Regions from separate parts of the Homo sapiens genome. Here region 1 is linked to region 2. Evidence: chromatin contacts called from ENCODE Hi-C or POLR2A ChIA-PET data. All regions are on one chromosome and are shown on one strand. The core of a region is the stretch at or near the end of the contact, and the rest is flanking DNA. Distances in the headings are between cores, read along the strand shown.

Region 1 (5,479 bases), core at 2,583-5,082, 150 kb before region 2:
CACTCTGTTGCCCAGGCTGGAGTGCAGTGGGATGATCTCAGCTCACTGCAACCTCTGCATCCCAGGTTCAAGCGATTCTCGTGCCTCAGCCTCTTGAGTAGCTGAGATCACAGATGTACACCACCATGCCTGGCTACTTTTTGTATTTTTAGTAGAGACGGGGTTTCACCATGTTGGTCAGGCTGGTCTCAAACTCCTGGACTCAAGTGATCTGTCCTCCTTGGTCTCTCAAAGTTCTGAGATTACAGGCGTGAGCCACCGTGCCTAGCCAGGAACTTCTTTTTATGCTTTACCAGAAACTCATCTTGATGTTTTCTTGTTCTTGATGATTTTGCTAAAGTCCAGACGTTCCTTGATCATCGAACACTTCTGTGTCAGCTAAGTTGTTTGAAGCAGTAAATCCCAGCTCTACATTCCCTTCATAATATGTGTCCAACTGAAAAAGAATGTTAAAGAAGACAATAAAATGCTTAATGGTAGAGTTCTGAAATAATCAGAATTAATCAATCAATCATTTATTTATTCAAATGACCGACACTTATTATTATGTATCTCTGTGCAGCCATGCATGGCTTGAGGGATGTGACACAGGAGATTTATGTCTGGTGGTGGATGGGCTTTTGTCTCGAACTCCTGACCTCAAGTGATCTGCTCGCCTTGGCCTCCAAAAGTGCTAGGATTACAGGCGTGAGCCACTGCGCCTGGCCTTGGATGGGCTTTTGTAACCTAGTATGTCTTCCTGGTGCCTTATCCATGATTGTTTCTTGGTATGGGATTTTTCTCCCACTCTTGGGAATCTCCTGGTATTCCACCGATGGCTGCTGAAACCCAGTCCCTGGCTGGTTCCAGTGTCTGATTGTGCTAGGTTGTAATTCCATGTGCTGCCAGGAGGTGTCTCTCCCTAACACCTGATGCTGCCGCGGCTGAAAAGTTGGTTTCTGTGTGACAAGTGAGAACAGTGTTGAAGTCAATTTTGTGTTTGAAGTTTTATCTTAAAAATAAGTTAACTTTGAATAAAAAATTATCTTGGTCAGTGAAGGGTATGTAAATTTTTTTTTGTTTATTTTTCATTTTTTGTATCTTCATGAACACATGTAAAAGTTTTTGGAACGGCATTGTCCAATAGAACTTTTTGCCGTGTTAGAAATGTTTTACAATCTGCTCTGTCCAATAATTGTAGCCACAAGCCACATGGAGCTAATCAGCAGTTGAAATGTGGCTAGTGAGACTGAGGAACTGAATTTCAGATTTTACTTAATTCTAATTAATTAATTAATTAACTGATTAATTTTTAGAGACAGAGCTCAGCTTGGTTGCCCAGGCTGGAGTGCAGTGGCATGCCATAGCTCACTGCAGCCTCAAACTCCCAGTCAAGCTAGGACTATAGGCAAGCATCACCACACCCAGCTCATTTTAAAATTATTTTTTCTAGGGATGGATCTCACTGTGTTGCCCAGATTGGTCTTGAACACATGGCCTCAGGCAATTCTCTGCTTTGATTTGCCAAAGTGCTGGGATAACAGGCATGAGCCATCATGCCCAGCCTTATTAAATTTAAACAGCTACATGTGGTCACTCTATGGAGCAGCATAGCTTTATAATAATTTTTTAAAATTAATTAGTTTAATTGACACATTATCATTGTACATAGGTATGGGGTGCAGTTTGATATTTTAATACATATATTGTATAATGGTCAAATTAGGGTAGTTAGCATGTCAATCACCTTAGGCATTTATCATTCCCTTGTGGTGAGAACATTCAAAAGCCTCTCCTCTAGCTATTTTGTAATATACAATATCTTACTGTTAACCATAGCCACCCTACTGTGTAACAGAACCCCAGAATTTATGCCTCCCATCTAATTGTAATTTGTACCTGTTGACCGACCTCTCCCCATCCTCCCCTCTCCCCTGCCCTTCCCAGGCTCTGGTAACCACTGTTGGACTCTCTGACTCTTCTTCTATGAGATCAATTTTTTTTTTTTTTTTTTTTAGATTCCACATATGAGTGAGATCATGCAGTATTTGTCTCTCTGTGTCTGGCTTATTTCACTTAATATGATGTCCTCCAAGTTCATCCATGTTGTTGAAAATGACAGGATTTCATTTTTTTATGGCTGGTACAATTATTTTTGTTTCTATTATTTCAGCAAAGGAGAATCAGGAGAGAAAATATCAGAACAGAGTACAGCCAGTCAGTCTCCTTACCAGTGTCAGGGCAGATTAGTGTAAGACTGTGGGGTTCTAGAGATTTGTGGGTCAATTCTGGCCTTGCCACTTAATAGCTGCTGTGACGTTAGGTAAGTGAGTTCATCTCTCTGAGCCTCAGTTTCTTTATCTGTAGATTGGGGATTGTAATGGCAACCTCAGAAGACTACTGTGAGGACTGAGTGAAGTACTGTGTACATCACTCAGGGTATGGGAGCATTGACTTACATAGTGAGTGCTCAGCAAAAGTCCCTCTGCCCCTGTTGGTGGTGATGGTGGCAGTGACAGCGGATTTATTATTCACCAAACTAGTCTTCCTGCTCACTGTCTCTACAGGGGCTAAATCGGGGGAGGACACAGTCCAAGGTCAAGAGCATCAAGCAAAGAATTAGTCAGCAGTCAGCCTAGGAGTCAGGCTGTTGTGTCAACTGCATTAACCCAGAGGTCAGAAGCAAAGGGACTTACAGAAAAATTCTAAGAACAGAACAAAAGGATTTTTTTTTAAACTCTTCATCAAGATTCCCCAAATATTAACATTTTTGCCACATTTGCCTTACTGTTTTCTCTGTCTGTGTGTACAAATATATATATTTTTCTGAATCATAAGAGAGTAAATTGCAGATGTGATGCCCTCTATCTCCCAAAGCTTCAGTGTATAATTCCTAAAAAGTAAAGGACATTCTGCTACACAGCCACAGTGCAGTGACTAAGTCAGGAAACGAACACTGATTCAATACAATTAGCTAATCTACAGACCGTATTCAGATTTAGATGTCACCAACTGTCCCAGTAATGTCCTTTATAGCAACACAATATCCCAGATCACGTGCTGCAGTTGGTTGCCCTGTCTCTAATCTCCTCCAATCGGCGACAGTTCCTTGGGCTTTCTTTGTCTTTCCTGACCTTGACATTTTTGAAGAGTCCACGCAGTTTTCTTGTAGAATGTCCTTCAGTTTGGGTCTGCCTGATGTTTCCTCATGATAAGCCTCAGGTTGTGTATTCTTGGCAAGAATACTGGGAAAATGATGCTGTGTTCTCAGTGCATCAGATGAGCGGGGACATGAGGTCCCTTTCTTAGTTTGGGAGAATAAATTCTGATGAAAAATATTCCCAGTGAGAAGGAAAATCGAGAGGATCTCAGGAGGCTGGTGTGGTTTGCACAAGCAACTGTGCTTCGCTCACATTTTCAAAGGACAGAAGCAAAGGGTGGAAGGCAGAGAACTCCACTCAGAGAGCGAGAGAACGGAGAGAAGAGCGGCTGAAAAGCTGGCTCCAGAAACGAGCTGAGGCCCTGAAAAATGCTGAAGGCAACCAAATAGGCTTCTAAATTGCTTACTTAAAAAACACTCATTCGTTTTCCTGACAATAAAAAATAGAATGTGGTCATTGTGGAAAATACAAACGTATAAAGAAGGAAACAGTAACTCCCTGCATCCTACACCCAGCTGTAGCCACGGCTAATATTTTGGGTATTTTCCCTCCCCACCTCCAGGAAAGGTTTTTAAAGCTGCGCTTGGAGCATGAAACAAAATGAGAAAGACTTCAGCTTCTCGGCGTGGGGAAGGTGATGTCATGCCAGCGGGGGCGGCGGAAAGGGCTGCCTGTGCTTCCCCTTCACTCTCGGGACGCGGCTGTGGGCTGGGCAGGAGGGAGCCAAGTCTGGGGTGCACTGGGGAGCCCAGAACCACTGCTATGCTCTGCAAAACTCTGAGGCGCTTCCAAAAGTTTGGAGCTGGGCATGTATTTTACTGATTTCTAAAAATCGTAAGCGGTTGTTCGGGGGGAGGAGAAGGGTGTTGGGGTGACGGGGTGTCCGCGCTGGAGACTCAGCTGTGTGCGCCCTGATTCAGACGAGGGAGGCCTTCCAGGTGGGGGTGGGCAGGGAGCTTCTGGGGAAGAATGCATCCTGAGGGCGGAGAGCTACAGGGTAAGGGGGCCAGGCTGTCGGCATTAGAGGGGTGTCTGCGTTTGGCTGCAGCCCAGCCCGCAGGCTCCAGAGTCTGGGAGCCGCGAAGGAGCCGCCCTTATCAGGCAGTAGGGCGAGCTGCCCCAGGGGACAGTCTCTGTGCTGAGGGCATTCCTCGACCTGGGTCGTGGCGCCTACTAGCAGGGGGTTCCAGGATTCCCAGGGCAGAGCTGTCCGGTGTGAGGTGTCCAGCTGGCTTGAGGCCTGTGGCCCTGAAGGCCGGGTGGGCCAGGAGGCTGAGAGGCAGCCACCTTTAAAGGGAGCCAGAGCAGGGAGGGAAACGGAGCTCTTCCCCTGCCGTCCTGGCGCTGTTCCTGCCAATAGACAAGGCAGATGTGTACAATGATTATAGTCTTTTTGTTTGTTTTAAGAGACAGCCTTGCTGTGTTGCCCAGGCTGGAGTGAGTGCAGTGGCTTGTTCATAGCTCACTGCAGCCTGGAACTCCTGGGCTCAGGGGATCCTCCCACTTCAGCTTCCCAAGTAACTGGGACTACAGGTGTGTGCCACCATGCCCTGCTAATTTTTTTTTTTTTTTTTTGAGACGGAGTTTCGCTCTTGTTGCCCAGGCTGGAGTGCAATGGCGGGATCTCAGCTTACTGCAACCTCTGCCTCCCAGGTTCAAGCGATTCTCCTGCCTCTCGGCCTCCCGAGTAGCTGGGATTACAGGCATGTGCCACCACTCCCGGCTAATTTTATATTTTTAGTAAAGACGGGGTTTCTCCATGTTGGTCAGGCTGGTTTTGAACTCCCGACCTCAGGTGATCCGCCTGTCTCGGCCTCCCAAAGTGCTGGGATTACAGGTGTTAGCCACTGCACCCAGCCACCCCACTAATTTTTAAATTATTTATTTATTTAGAGACAGAATCTCACTCTGTCACCCAGGTTGGAATGCAGTGGCACCATCATAGCTCACTGCAGCCTCAACCTCCAGGGTTCCAGGGATTCTCCTGCTTCAGCCTCCCAAGCAGCTGGGACTATAGGCGTGGGCCAGCCCATCAGACTAATTTTTTTTTTCAGATCCTCACATCTCAGATGAACATCCAGCTAATTTTAAAAAGTTTTGTAGAGATGGGGTCTTGCTATGTTGACCAGGCTGGTCTCGAACTCCTGGGCTCAAGCAACTCTCCTACCTCAGCCTCCCAAAGTGTTAGGATTACAGGTGGGAGCCATCACACCACCCAGCCTGATTATAACATTTTAACTGTGGGCCAGGCACTGTGTTAAGTCTAAGTCTGCGTATGTTCAAAGTAGCCTTTGCAACTGGTCTATCGAGGTAGGTATTTATCATTCCTGTTTTACAGA
Region 2 (5,590 bases), core at 470-2,969:
AGGCCAAGGTGGGCAGAACATCTGAGGTCAGGAGTTCGAGACCAGCCTGGCCAACATGGTGAAACCCCGTCTATACTAAAAATACAAAAATAAGCCTGGTGTGGTGGTGTGCGCCTGAAGTCCCAGCTACTCGGGAAGCTGGGGCAGGAGAATCACTTGAACCTGGGAGGCAGAAGTTGCAGTGAGCCGAGATAGGGCCACTGCACTCCAGCCTGGGCGACAGAGCGAGACTCCATCTTAAAAAAAAAAAAAAAAAAAAAAAAAACAGCCATTTTTCCAAAAAGATTTAATGATGAGGGAAAATGTTTAAAGCATACAAATGAAAGAAACAGGATAACTTATGTTTGATAAGATCATTTTTAAAATTTTAAAATTTTATTTATTTATTAAATTATTTTTTTGAGACGTCTCTCTGTCCCCCAGGCTGGAGTGCAGTGGCGTGATCTTGGCTCACTGCATCATCTGCCTCCTGGGTTCAAGCGATTCTTCTGCCTCAGCCTCCTAAGTAGCTCGAATTACAGGCATGCGCCACCATGCCCAGCTAAATTTTTTTGCATTTTTTAGTAGAGACAGGATTTCACCATGTTAGCCAGGCTGGTCTCGAACTCCTAGCTTCAGGTGATCTGCCCGCCTTGGCCTCCCAAGTGTTGAGATTACAGGCATGAGCCACTGCGCCCAGCCTCTCAATTTGCTTTTGAAAATATACAGCATACATGTGACATTGATTTGCCTTGAAAACATGATGCTAAGTGAAAGAAGCCAGTCACAAAAGACTACACAGCATGTGATTCTATTTACATGAAAGGTCCAGAACAGGCAAATCCATAGAAACACAAAGTCCATTTGTGATCGCCAGGGGCTGGGTTGGGCTGGGGGAGGGGAGCAACTGCTAGGGGGATACCTTTTTGGGGTGATGAAAATATTCTAAAATCAAATAGTGGCGAGAGTTGTATCAACTCTGTGAATATACTGAAAACCACCAAGTTGTACACTTTAAAAGAACAAATTTTATGGTATACAAATTTTATTGAAATAAAGCTATTATTTAAAAATGTACCTATAGGCAATTGAAAAAAGACTGGAAAGAAATCCGATAAAATATTAGATGATAGGGTTTATTTCCTAACTTATTCATTTTCTTCTATACATTCCCCTATATTTTCCAAAGTTTTCACAATGTAAATCCACGATTTATTCATCGTACCCACGCACATTGGTTAAGAAACTCAGTCATTGTAAATCTGTAAAAAGACAAAAAAGGGGCAAACATTGCCTATAACAGAGCCTTCTCGGGGACTTCCTGTGACTCTCACCCCCACTCCCAAGATAGGTTCACATGGTAGTGATTTGTGATGTTCACCCCAATTTTCCATTCTCTCCTCTCCCAGCAGACAGCACTACCTGGTCCCCTTGGGGCTGGGTGGGGCCATGTGACTGGTGCTGACCAGCCGTTTGTTAGTGAAAGTGACATGTCACTTCTGAGCCAGAGCATTTAATGGCTAGTGTGAGACACTTCTTTCTGCTGAAGTATCCTGCATACATTCAAGATGAGGTTGCTGTGTCAGCTCAGGTTGTGGAGACAGGACAACACAGAGCTGTCCCAGCAGACCTGAGATGGGCACGGAATGGGCATGAGATAGACAGCTTTGCTGTCCTAAGCCACTGAGCTCCTGGGGGTGGTTGTTGCTATCACAGCACAGCGTAGCCTGCACTGACTCATGCACACAGACGGTGAGGTCTGAGGAGCTGCCACCAATGTTAGTCATCTGCAGCTGCTGTCCAAAGTAAAATATATCAATAACTGCATGTTCCATTGCTGCACAGCACCTCACTTCCTTTGCTTTTTTTTGTTGTTGTTTTGTTTTGTTTTGAGATGGAGTCTTGCTCTGTCACCCAGGCTGGAGTGTGGTGGTGTGATCTTGGCTCACTGCAACCTCTTCCTCCTGGGTTCAAGCAATTCTCCTGCCTCAGCCTCCTGAATAGCTGGGATCACGGGCACGCCCCACCATGCCTGGCTAATTTTTGTCTTTTTGGTAGAGATGGGGTTTCACCATGTTGGCCAGGCTGGTCTCGAACTCCTGACCTTGTGATCTACCCACCTCAGCCTCTCAAAATGCTGGGATTACAGGTGTGAGCCACCGGACTCGGCCACCTCACCTCCTTTTCTATTTAAAATGCCTTCATGTCTACTTTTGAGCTTTCTTCAAAACAAAGCTAGGAGGTAAGAAAATCAGTTACTTTTCTCATTTAACAGTCCAAGAAACAGCAACTCAGACAAACTAAGTGTTTTGTCATTGGCCCCCCACCCACTTAATGGCATTATCCGGCCCTCTAACTCTCTGCCCAGTGCCCTGGCTACAGTGGCTTCTCAATCTGGTCCAAGAAGAATCAATCACCAGGCCAAGCACTAAAGCAGCATAGTTTGTGCAGTTAAAGATTATCCTTAAAATAAAACAGAGACTTTACTATCAAGGGGGCACCAGTGCACAGCTTTGAAGAATCTGCTAGAAACAGGCACAAAGAAATGAGTCAAGAAAGAAAGACAGCCACCCTGCATTTCGCCAAGGTGACCTTGGCCTTGGAAAAGTAACCAGAGAATTAAAATTGGAAGGTGTAAGGAGATCCAAAAATCTCCAAGACAGAGAAATGTAGGAGGCGCTGTCTTCGGCTTAGAAAGAGAGCTCCTGATGCGAGACAGCGACACAGAGGGAGAAGGATGGGTGTGAGCCCACAGAATGCTGTCCCAGGACCTCGTCCCCCTGCTCTCTACAGCTCTAATGCTTTGTGTTCCAAAATGGAAATGTCTGTCTTGCTTTTTTCTGATTTGTAAAAGTAATACTTAGTGCAAAAATTTAAATGCTGGACTACTGCATAGAGTGGAGCGTGAAAGGGCCTTTTAATCACATCCCTCAAGGATAACCACTGCTGGCAGTTCAGCATCTCTCTTTCCACAGTTTTTTCTATGCATGTATCATAGAATAGCCAGGATCTATGCTATGGATAATGGATCTCTATCTATCTATCCATCATCCAATCCATCTATATCTATCATCTATCTATCTATCTATCTATCTATCTATCTATCTATCTATCTAATCTATCATCTATCTACTTGGCTAATCTATATTGTTTATCCTATACTGTTATAGTATATATATATATGTCTATATTGTTATACCTTCTCTTTATAAAAATGTATCCACCTTTCCACTGTCCTAGACAACTAGCTCACACTTCATCTTTACTCCCCATTCTCATTCATAGCCTGCCATCTTGCTTCCTGTTGCACTGAGAAAACAGAAGCCACCAGAAGAGAAATTCCTTAAACTCCCACTACCACAACACCTTCTTCTCTGCATCAGGGCTGCCTGCTCTGCCTTCCCTCCTATGGCCCACTGTGGGTGTCCTCCTAGCCAAGGCCAGTCTTTCCTTCTGTTTGGATCCCAAACCTATTGTCTACTCAAGGACACGCTGCAGCAGCTCTTCCCTCTCTCTCCCGTATCCCCAAAGTTCCCCCCTCATTCCCCCTGCCCCCACCCCGGGATCTTTTGCAGAGCATCCAAAAACACTGTCCTTCATCGATTCTTAGTTCTCCCCTCATCTGACCCATCGGTAGCATTTGACACAGTTGCTCACTCCCTCCTCCTGGAAACACCTTCTTCGCACGGCATTTAGGAACCCCCGCTCCTCCTCGGTCATCTCTCTGCCTTCTAAACATTGGTATGTGCAGGGCTCAGGCCTTGACCTCTACTTTTTTCTTCCTACACTCACTCCAGGGGCCCTACCTTCAAAATAGATGCAGAATCTGATCACTTTCACCAGGACATCACTCTCATCCTGGCCTAACCCACCCTCACCTCTGCCCTGGGTTCATGCTGTAGCCTCCTAACTGGTCTCTCTTCTCATGCTTGCTCCTCCAGAGTGTTCTAAACACCATAGAGTGATACTTCAAAAATGTGTGTCTGACCTTGTGGCCCTCCAGTGGATTTCAGGCTCAGCTGGAGTAAAAGCCAATGTCTTGTCAATGACCCTCAAGGCCCCATGCAATCTGATCCCACCCATTTTCTCTTCAACTGGTTCACTCCCCTCCTTGGGCCCATCCCACCCCAGAGCCTTCGTGTGAGCTGCTCCCTTAGCCTGGTATGGTCTTCTCCCAGCTACCCCACTGCTCTCAGCCTCACTGCTTACTTGACTGTAATTAGTCCTTGCAGTGAGGCCTTCTGTGACTACTCTACTTAAAATCCCCACTCTCCTTAGCCTTCTTGACCTCTTTCTTTGCTTTATTTTCCTCATAGCACCCATCATGAAACTAACATAGTATCATGTTGAACCATATGAAATTGCCTATATTCAGCTATTTTCCTTTTTTTGGGGGGTGGAGTTTCAGTCTTGTTGCCCAGGCTAGAGTGCAATGGCGTGATCTCGGCTCACCACAACCTCCACCTCCCGGGTTCCAGCGATTCTCATGCCTCAGCCTCCCTACTAGCTGGGATTACAGGCATGCACCACCACACCCAGCTAATTTTGTATTTTTAGTAGAGATGGGGTTTCTCCATGTTGGTCAGTCTGGTCTTGAACCCCCAACCTCAGGTGATCCGCCTGCCTTGGCCTCCCAAAATGTTGGGATTACAGGCATGAGCCACGTCACCCGGCCCTATTCAGCTACTTTCAGCCAAAAAAGTGCCAATTTCATGATTCATATTAATACTTATTTTATTTAACCCTTCTTTTCTGCCTCATCCATAGAATGTCAGCTCCTAAGGAATGATGGTTTTTGTCTGTCCTGTTCTCTGTTGTACCTAGAACTGTGCCAGGCACATAGTAGGTGCTCAGTAAACATTTGTAGAGTGATTCTTTTTTAGTAAACTGCTTCCCCCTTAATGCATCATGGTCCTCTTTCCATGACCATTCCAATGAGTCTTTCTCATCCCTTGTGATGCCTGTCTGTCCTTGGTCAGTGCTCCCTTCGAGATCCCAAGAGCATCTCAGAATCACCAGATCCGCTCCCCACCACCAATGGGGGCTCTGCAGACAGCAGGCACAGCTTCAGTGCCAGACAGACTTAGAGTGAAATCACCAGCCAAATCATCATGGCTGTGTTAACCTCTTTGGTTAAGTTTCTCCGCTTTTGAGACAGAGAAAACACCCCTCATCTCAGTCCTGGGAGGCTTTGGGGGTGTTAGTAAAGTATTAGCACCCCCAAAGCCTCCTGGGGCTAAAGTGAATTAACCATGGTGCGGAATAAAACATTCACATTCATGTAGAACACCAAACATTCAAAACTTATGTATCTATTTCCAGACACACTTGCTAAAGGTTTATCTCCATGAGCCAGCTTTCTTTCCGAGGTTTCCAGGAATAAATCACCCAGGCCACCTACAGCTGGTCATACCATCGATAAGTCTTGTTTCACCTTCTGAGATTCAGTCACGGTTTTGTCCTACCTCCTTCTTCTCAGAGTCGCACTTTTTAAAAGTGACTCTGTTCAGTGCTTAGCTTTTATTGCTTCCCCCACCCCATGCCCACTATAGTCGCTTGGTTTCTGCATGTGAGTGGTAGTGATCCTTCTATTATCGTATGCCTGGATACC

What was found. Hi-C counts contacts between places; a loop is a spot of excess contacts on that map. ChIA-PET counts read pairs that join two places held with the same protein, here RNA polymerase II (POLR2A). Pooled maps may share reads with other maps.
Region 1: a loop to region 2 is called in a map of heart right ventricle, with 15 times the contacts of the local background. The contact joins two enhancer-like sites. A Hi-C loop is called at or near these places in 10 of 168 maps with a recorded cell type or tissue (Right ventricle myocardium inferior, cardiac septum, endothelial cell of umbilical vein and 4 more) and 11 of 50 pooled maps. POLR2A ChIA-PET finds 5 or more read pairs at or near these places in 4 of 52 experiments (MCF 10A, T-cell, WTC11 and 1 more).

What each region holds. Positions count from the first base shown.
Region 1 is chr20:17,894,109-17,899,587 of GRCh38, reverse strand. No RefSeq gene overlaps it. Among named protein-coding and RNA genes, the nearest start is that of SNORD17, 66 kb to the left of the region's middle. RefSeq lists enhancers at 3,608-3,747, 3,402-4,078. Within about 2 kb of position 3,832, at least 26 of the 41 ENCODE cell types and tissues checked have a DNase peak (open chromatin) inside an H3K27ac peak, as active enhancers do.
Region 2 is chr20:17,743,645-17,749,234 of GRCh38, reverse strand. No RefSeq gene overlaps it. Among named protein-coding and RNA genes, the nearest start is that of BANF2, 46 kb to the right of the region's middle. Within about 2 kb of position 1,719, at least 2 of the 41 ENCODE cell types and tissues checked have a DNase peak (open chromatin) inside an H3K27ac peak, as active enhancers do.